2 separate regions of the Homo sapiens genome follow, and region 1 is linked to region 2. Evidence: chromatin contacts called from ENCODE Hi-C data. All regions are on one chromosome and are shown on one strand. Each heading gives the region's core, a stretch centred on a gene start or an enhancer-like site at or near the end of the contact. The rest is flanking DNA. Distances are from core to core; before and after follow the strand shown. Region 1 overlaps ZDHHC11B (zDHHC palmitoyltransferase 11B (putative)). Region 2 overlaps PDCD6-AHRR (PDCD6-AHRR readthrough (NMD candidate)).

Region 1 (4,592 bases), core at 1,809-4,308, 440 kb after region 2:
TTCACAATACAGTGCTGCAGACAGCCGGGGCTCAGCACACGGGGCCTTGAGAGTCCCTGGATCCTCCACTGTGCTCAGGGGAAACACCTCTCATCTATGAGCCTCCACCGTGCTCAGGGGAAACAACCTCTCGTTCTTGAGCCTCCACCGTGCTCAGGGGAAACACGTCTCATCTATGAGTCTCCACTGTGCTCAGGGGAAACACCTCTCATCTATGAGCCTCCACCATGCTCAGGGGAAACATCTCTCGTCTATGAGCCTCCACCATGCTCAGGGGAAACACGTCTCATCTATGAGCCTCCACCGTGCTCAGGGGAAACACCTCTCGTCTATGAGCCTCCACCGTGCTCAGGGGAAACACCTCTCGCCTATGAGCCTCCACCACGCTCAGGGGAAAGACCTCTCATCTGTGAGCCTCCACCGTGATCAGGGGAAACACCTCTCATCCTTGTGCCTCCACCATGCTCAGGAGAAACACCTCTCGCCTGTGAGCCTCCACCATGCTCAGGGGAAAGACCTCTCGCCTGTGAGCCTCCACCGTGCTCAGGGAAACATCTCTCTTCCTTGCATCTCCACCGTGCTCAGGGGAAACACCTCTCGTCTATGAGCCTCCACCGTGCTCAGGGGAAACACCTCTCATCTGTGAGCCTCCACCATGCTCAGGGGAAACACCTCTCGTCCATCTGCGCTGGGTGCCCACTGCCCTTCCGTGGCCCCACCCTTGTGCTGGATGAGCCTCAGCCTGGGTGGAGAGAAGGCAGCCCAGCCCAGGACAGCGTGGTCAGGAGGCCTCAGCCAGCGTGGCCCCGCAAGTGCCCCCGGGGGGCCTCCAGGGACTTACTCTATGCGGATGAGCTTGTCCAGGGACGGCTGCACCACAGCCCCAGAGCCAGACAGGAGGCCGGGGCACGCAGGCACCAAGCGCCACCACATCAGGACAGGGACGTGGCCCCAAGAGGACCCTCCACCCTTTCAACACGAGGACCCCTGCCCACAGACCCCTCCCTTCCAAATTCCCCCAAGCCTGGCCCGTGCCGGCCATCCCCTCTGTGCCCCTCACCAATAATTCCGGCTTCCCACGCAGTTGTTGATCCATTTGCAGTGGTGGTCGAAGCCGGACACACACTTATTGCAGGAAATGCAGTGTTTGGTTTTCTTGTTCCTGGAGGGATGAATCGGGGAACGCCTGTCAGGCCCCAAGTGCGCAGGTTGGGGCAGGGCCAGAGGTCCATCACTGGAAGCCAGGTGCCTCGGAGGAACCAGCCCTGTGCGGCCTGGGGAGAGGGCGTCCAGCAGGGAATGGGAGGCTGGGGGAGGGTGTTGAGGCCTGTGGGGAGGAGGAGAAGCAGGGCAGCTGTGGGCAGAGGTAGCCACAGAGCAGGAGGAGCTGTGTCTGTGGCCGCCCTGAGCATAGACCCCCCGCCAGCCATCCTACACCAGCCTCACTCTGGGCCATGGCCCTGGAGGAGGCCGCGCCTGCCCCATGGTTCCAGGAGTTGAGGCCGGGGGCTTGGATCCCACCTGTGCCTACAGGGCCTCCCTTGCAGCTGACAACAGCCCTGTAGCCACCCCCTAGGCCATCACAGAGGCCTCCAGGGCCCCTGGAGACACTGGAACCCTTACCTCCCACTTTCCTAGGGGCTTGTCTTGAAACTCCCCAAGAAAGACAGTGCTCTCTTGCCCTGGGCCCTCAGGGGAGGGACCTCGTGCACAAAATCCACTGAGGACCAAACATGCCTGAGTGCTGCTGTGTTTCATTCCAGGGGAGCAGCGGGTCACCTGCAGGTGACAGACCCAGCCCTCCAGTCTCAGCCCTGCCTGCGGAGGAGTTGGGGCGGCCCGGCACCGCGCCCGGTTCACAGCGAGATGAGGGGCGATCCACCCGCAGCCACAGGGCCGGGCCCTGGAAGCTCCACTAGCATCAGCTGCGGCCATGGCACGGGCCCTGAGGGGCCAGCAGTGACCTGAGCACCAGGACCCTGGAGGTGACCCTGACACCTTGGGGCCTCGGCGAGGGCGGGCACTCACACGGTGACCTTGCACAGGTGGCAGAACTGATTCTGGATCACGTGTGCATGTTTTGATCTGTCGAAGAGGGGCATGGGCTGAGAATAGTTCTTCATGAGTCTGACATTGGAGTCGGCCGGGTCGATGCAGGACGCGATCAGGTGGACGACGAGGTGGAACGAGAAGATCCCCCCGGTCACCTGGCATGTCAAGGAAGAACCTGGCCCAGGGCCTGGTCAGCCTGGCATGAGGCGTCCCCGTGAGGCCCAAGGTCCCAGAAGAGGCGTGGCCACTGGTCAGCCCTGCTCACCCAGCCCTGCACACGTGAGCCCAGCTCACCCAGGCCTGGCCCTGCTCACATGGCCCTGCTTGTCCAGTCTTGCACACATGGCCCTATACACTTGGCCCTTCACACACAGCCCTGCTCACCCAGCCCCGTCCACTCGGCCCTGCACACACAGCCCTGCTCACCCAGGCCTAGAGAAGATGAGGCTACCCATCGGCCCTGCACACACAGCCCTGTGCCAGTCGGGGACCGGGAAGGCTGCCCCCATGCCCCTTTTGGTTCATCCCTGTTGGACACAGGGCAAATCCCCCACAGAATGTACCGCACCCCCAGAGGCTCAGTCAGCCCAGCCAAGCACAGTGACCCCAAAACCCTTTACAGCTTGAGGGACAGAGCAGGGCCACAGGAGGTACGCCCCAGGTGTAAACACAGCCGGATACAGCCCCAAAGGCCCTGGAGGAGCCTGGGTTCTTTCATACCAGAGACCCCTGAGCACTGGGAGAGAAGACAGCCTCAGACAGGAGGAGCAGGGGGAGGAGCGAGGGAGCTGCACAACCTACCCGCTCCCTCTAGACCCCAGACGGCTCACTGACGGACCCTCTCCCCGAGACTTGCTCAGGGAAACACCCCCTAGACTCATTCAGGGACCCCAGACTCATTCAGGGACTCCAGACTCTCTCAGGGAGCCCAGACTCACTCAGGGACCCTGGGCCTCTGTCTTGGGCCCTCTGGGCTCGGAGCCTGGCTGTGGGGGCACTGGGGAGAGGGTCCTTGTCCCCTGGAGCCAGGAGAAGCTGGGCTCCCCGTGACTGGAACGTCAGCTTCCGCCCTCAGATACTGGCTCCCTCCTCCTCTCACCCTGGGACAAACACAGACTCCCCATGGCAACCAAATAGAAGGGGTGGAGTGCGGGGCCCTCCCGTCACCCTGCCTGGCTCCTGGACCGCCTTCTAGCCATGAGTTCAGGGTTGACAGCCATCTCCACAGGGCAGCCCAGAGGCCCTCACAGTGTGGCCTAAGCTTGGCATGGAAACGCAGGCTGCCGGCCTGTGTCGCACAGCGCTGTCCTCCTTGGCCCCAGGGGTGAGGAAGAAGGTGCTGGCCATGTGCAAAAAGCCACGTAGGGATTTTAGCAGAAGGCTGCCAGCAGGGCGGGTCCTGCACCAGGCCAGGGGGCTGCTGTCCCTCCTGACAGAGCCCCTCTCTGGAGCCCCCTCAGGCAACGTTGGGACAGGTTCACTGCTGCTGGGCTCACCCTCAGCCTCGTCCTGGCACCACCTTGGGGCATGGGGTTAGGGTTTTTATGCAGCAGCCCTTCCCTGATGAGGGTCCCGTAAGAAGCGTGCTGCAATGCATGGGAAGCCTGAGTGTGAAGCTGGTTCCGACTGAAATGCAGACACAGGTGCCGAATCCCTCAGCAGGATGCACCGCACACCCTGCATCTTCCAGGCACTCACGTGGCCCCGGGCCCTGGGTGCCGGTGTGTGTGAGCTGGGGAGGAGACTCTGTGTGTGCAGACATGGCTGCAAGGAGGACAGGCGAGAATGATCTGGATGCCAAGGGGATGGGACTGGGGAGCTGCTGCCCAGGCCGGGGTGTGGTGGGAGCTAGGCAGTGCAGCAACGGGGCCAGCCAGGCCCTGGGGGACTCACATGGGGGCCAGGACTGGTCAGACACTTGCAGTGGCCAGTCTAATCCCACCATGGTAGAGGAGAGGTCTGCAGGGGCCCCACCGGACTTGGGAGTGGACTGAGGCTGCAGGGGCTGTAAAGGGTGTGGGTCAGCTGGGCCGGGCACAGGGCTCACTGTCCAGCTGGTGACACTGACATGACCGAGCCTGCATCCCGGCTGTTGTCCCCATGTACCCGCTCCCTGCAGGCTGAGCTGGGGACACTGCACTATTTATGTGGTCACCGGGGCAACAGGGAGCTCGTCTGGAGCCTTGGGACGCTATCGGTGGCAGCTGAGGACAATGAGATGAGGCAGGAAGCTGCACTGTGGCCCAGGGGAAGCCCCTTCCTCTGCAGAGCTGGAGCAGCACTTCCCTCACTGGAAACCAGTGGCAGGGAGGGTGGGGCCAGGCAGGGCCTCTGCACGAGCAGCAGGTGAAGCTCAGGCTGAGGATGCCCTCCCAGGCCCTTGGTCGCCACATCCGACTGCAGCCTCACATTCTCCGGGCTTCGCACAAAGAAGCCCGCTGCCAGGGAGACGGTGCTGCTGCTGGGGGCCACCAGGAGACAGCCTGGGGATGGTGTGGCCCTAACCGGGACCCATTGACTTCCCTGTGGAGGAGCTCAGG
Region 2 (4,307 bases), core at 1,437-3,936:
CTGTTCTTCCTTTAGATTTTGTCACGTGGGGACCCAGCTGTACATATGTGGATAAGCTGATTAATGGTTTTGCAACTGTAATAGTAGCTGTATCGTTCTAATGCAGACATTGGATTTGGTGACTGTCTCATTGTGCCATGAGGTAAATGTAATGTTTCAGGCATTCTGCTTGCAAAAAAATCTATCATGTGCTTTTCTAGATGTCTCTGGTTCTATAGTGCAAATGCTTTTATTAGCCAATAGGAATTTTAAAATAACATGGAACTTACACAAAAGGCTTTTCATGTGCCTTACTTTTTTAAAAAGGAGTTTATTGTATTCATTGGAATATGTGACGTAAGCAATAAAGGGAATGTTAGACGTGTGGTCTGCCTTCAGCTTTTCAAATCAAATAGGTCCAAGAACCAGGCCCCGTGCCCTGGTCCTCCAGACAGTCAGTGTCAGATGTTCTGGCTTGCCTGGGACCTCCCAGGGTACCGGGCACCTTCTGGAACATTGTCCAGCCCAGCGTGCACAGCTCTGCTTGTGAAAATCCAGAGGGACTGTCTCACCCTCTGTTCAGGAGGTTAAATTTCATAAGACTGCTCCTTTTGGATGAAGAAATCCAATTTGGTATAGCAGGTTGTGCATTTCCATCATTAATGATTTAGCCATGCTGTGCCCTGCAGTCTCTGCACGTGGCCTGCAGCGTTTGTCCACCCAGCGCATCCTGCTCACCTCGGTCCACTGCCAGCGCTGCCCGGTCCGCCTCCCTGCCTCACTGTGCAGCGCCGGCCCTCCTGGGTTGACACTCCCGAGGCCCAGCCTCATTCTCCAGACGCTTCCCTTCCACAGTGATGCGTCTGGTTTTGGGGCTGCAGCCTCTGGTCTCAGAAAGCCTGCTCCTTCCACCCAGTTGTGCACGACTTTTCTCTGTTCGTTTTGGTCTCTTGGGATCTGTTCAAACCTCTGCTCGGTGTGTTGAGGGGTGAGGGGCAGGGAGCATGGTTTCCTGGAAAAAGCCCCCAGTCTCTTAAGCTGGGCAGGTGTGCTGTGGGGGGTGGGGACTGGGGCTGCTTCTGTGCTCCAGATGAGACCTCCCCCACTGCCCAACTGCACTTGGCCTGGGGCCCTCTGGATACGAATCCCTCTGGAGCAGGCACTCCAGGCTCCCTGGGGATGGGAGGGGGAGGGATGTGGGCTTGGGGGTCTGGCTGCTCCCTCATGACCTCAGTCATGGGGATCCCAGGGCAGTCTCTGAGGATCCCCAGCAATCCACGCCGGGTGCCTCCCTAGACCTTGACACCCCCATGACTCTGCAGCAGATGACCCCAAGTTCTACTCCATGAGGTCAACTTCCTTGTCCAGGCCGCAAGCTCCCAATTCCATGAGGCCTTCCTCACCCAGGCCTCCACGGCCAGGCGCCCAGCGACTTCTCCCTCGCCTCATGGGCACCTGGACTCAGTGTCCAGTAGCTGCACCCACCCCACCCTGGGAGCTGCCCTCACTCCTCCTTCAGCCTTAGGCCTGTGAGGTCTCTGTGCTTGGGGTGAGGGCAGCTGCTGCGGCCACCCTGCAGCCCTCCCAGCCACGTCTCCAGGCCCTTGCCCGTGCTGTCCCCTGTGCAGTGGGCAACCCCCACCCCACACCTGCAGCTTCTCTGGCCTCTGGATTCCTACCTGGGTCAGGGAAGCCTGCTACTCTGGAGGAGCTGTCAGCCCTGGTGAGACACCTGCCCCCAGCACATGTCTCCATGGATGATACGGGCCAACAGTTGATACCAAGGCCGATGTGCTCATCCTGTGGATCAGCTGCCGGGGAAGGAATGTTGTGTGTGGCGGTTAGCTCCATACTCCTAGAAAGCAGGCGAAGGCCAGGTGAGACGGAGACTTTCATAGAGAAAAGGTCAGATTGTGGATGATTTTCCTTCCTTCCTTTTCACAGCAATGAGAGGTTCCTCTGATGGAGATAAAGTGTGTTTCTCAGGTCTCTGGTATGCTCAGGTGTGGCAGGTTCACAGGTGTGAGGTACACTCAGGTGTGTGGTGCAGGTACCCTCAGGTACTCTGCACGTGGCTGCCATGGGGGCTCCTGTTTGCAGGCAGCTCGGGGAGGCTGCCTTGGAGAGGGGCCTCCATGAAGACTCACAAGAACAAAAGCCGCTGAAAATTCCAGAGCAGAAGTTCTTCAGCAGAGGGTGAGGAGGGCGGTGGGGCCGCTGCACCACACGCTTGGAGGACCAGCAGGGGTAGAGCGCTGGACAAACGCATGTCAGGCCGGCCTGCTGGCAAAGGAACCCCTGGATGCAGAGAGCCTGTTGGGCTGGTGGGCTGTGGCTGTTGGGAGGGACATTTCCCCGGGGAGCTCCCAGCCATCAGAAGTCAAGGGAGGGAGGCGGTGAGGAGCCTCTCGAAGCAGAAGGTGTGGAGGGGGGACTCCCCTGCTCTCCTGGCCGGAGTCACTGATACAAAACTGGGGGTCCCTGGAGGGCAGTGAGCTCACGAGTTGTGGTGGATTCCTTGTGGAGGGGGTGCCAACCCGCAGGGAAGCAGGGCTGCCGTGCCCCCTGCCCAGCCACACTGCCAGCACAGACCCCATCCTCAGGCGCCTGCAGGGAGGCCACCCACGCCTTCCTGGGTGAGGGAAGCCCCTGAGCTAAACCTCACTGCACTCTGAGGCCCCAAGGGCCAGGCAGCTGCACACAGCCTGGGCCACGTGGGGGCAGTGCGGCTGCACCACGGAGCTCTCGGGAGCTGCTGACTGACCGGGAGGACCTGCCCGACACAGCCATGGGATTTATAGCCGCAGAGAGAAGACTACAGAGAGACGGGCCTTCGCCCTTTCAGCTCTCCCTTGTCAGGCAGGCTGTGCCCTGTGACCCTTCAGAGCCTGGGTTTGGGGGTGGAGGGGGTGGACAGCTGACCAGGTGCCTGGCGCAGGCCCAGTGTGGTGAGGCTGGGTCGCGGAGGCCAGGCCAGGCCAGCGGCCACGACCACCCACCAGGGACCCTCAGCGTCACGACCCCGGTCCCAAGACCCAAGACAGCAGGACATGGGGGCACAGCCATCTCTGGGGGCCTCTCCTTCCCCCCGCTCTGGGTCCTCAGTCATCAGTGCAGACATGGAGGTGCAGGTGCACGCCGTACACCCTCACCTGGGGCCCCTGGCCCATGCCTCCCCACCCTCCCTACCCTGATCTCCCCCCACAACCCTACACCTCCCCGGACAACCCTGCACCTCCCCCAACAGCCACCCTGCACCTCCCCGCCACAACCCTGCACCTCCCCCAACAACCCTTCAACTCCCCTCTCACCTTGCACCTGCCCCTCACCCTGCACCTCCCCCCATCCTGTACCTCCCCCCTTCACCCTCCACCTACTCCCAACCCTGCATCTCCCCCCAACCCTGCACCTCCCCACATCCTTCACCTCCCTCCTCACCTGGCACCTCCCCCCATCCTTTCCCTCCCCCAATCCTTCACCTCCCCCCTCCCTTCATCTCCCCCCTCACCCTCCACCTCCCCCCCGCACCCTGCACCTCCCACCCTTACCCTGCACCTCTCCCCATCTTTTACCTCCCTCCCACCCTGCATCTCCCCCCAACCCTGCACCTCCCCCCATCCTTTATTTCCCCCCACCCTGCATCTCCCCCCAACCCTGCACCTCCCCCCATCCTTTACCTCCCCCCACCCTGCATCTCCCCCCAACCCTGCACCTCCCCCAATCCTTCACCTCCCCCCTCACCCTCCACCTCCCCCCCTCACCCTGCGGCAAGCAGAGAGCTGACTCCAGCACAGTGAACTTGGAATGATGGAATGCACCCTGGAAGCAGCTCTGACGGGCGCCACCGTGACTGTGCCCAGCAGGGAGCTCCCTTGTGGTTTTTAACAAAAGACAAAATTCCCCAGGTCCTTCTCTGTGCTACAGGAGAAACTGGTGTGGGAGAGGGAACCCAGGCGTGACCAGGGAGAAACTGGTGTGGGAGAGAGAGGGAACCCAGGCGTGACCAGGGCTGCCCAAGCGGCTCCCTGTGAGGCATCAACGCTGGAGACACAGCAGTCATGGGGAACCCGGGGAACCCGGGAAACCCAGCCGCCATCAGAGAGCCAGAGAGCCGCAGGCGCCTGTGCGGGGTCCTGGCCTGGCCCGAGGGGTCAGCACACCCCTGTCTGCCTCTGAGGTCAGGGCCCTGGGGGCTCCTGACCTGGCCTGCCTGTGGGAGGCAAAGGTGTGGCCAGGAGAGGACAGGAGGGGGCAGTCACAGTCACCACTCCTGGAGGCCCATGAAGAGCAGCTTTGCCCCCACACTTCTGTGAAGCCAACTTGGGCCT

Evidence for each region. A loop is a pair of places that touch in the nucleus more often than their neighbours do. Pooled maps may share reads with other maps.
Region 1: a loop to region 2 is called in a pooled map, with 4 times the contacts of the local background. The contact joins two enhancer-like sites. A Hi-C loop is called at or near these places in 2 of 50 pooled maps.

The regions. Positions count from the first base shown.
Region 1 is chr5:753,938-758,529 of GRCh38, forward strand. It overlaps ZDHHC11B (zDHHC palmitoyltransferase 11B (putative)), which reads right to left. Exons shown (of 14, transcript NM_001351303.2): 5 at 2,029-2,207; 6 at 1,061-1,162. Among named protein-coding and RNA genes, the nearest start is that of ZDHHC11B, 28 kb to the right of the region's middle. RefSeq lists enhancers at 1-62, 196-275, 386-465, 486-535, 4,459-4,592. Within about 2 kb of position 3,059, at least 5 of the 41 ENCODE cell types and tissues checked have a DNase peak (open chromatin) inside an H3K27ac peak, as active enhancers do.
Region 2 is chr5:314,610-318,916 of GRCh38, forward strand. All of the region lies in intron 3 of PDCD6-AHRR (PDCD6-AHRR readthrough (NMD candidate)), which reads left to right. It overlaps PDCD6 (programmed cell death 6), which reads left to right. Exons shown (of 6, transcript NM_013232.4): 6 at 1-365. Among named protein-coding and RNA genes, the nearest start is that of AHRR, 5.0 kb to the right of the region's middle. RefSeq lists an enhancer at 3,908-4,207. Within about 2 kb of position 2,687, at least 2 of the 41 ENCODE cell types and tissues checked have a DNase peak (open chromatin) inside an H3K27ac peak, as active enhancers do.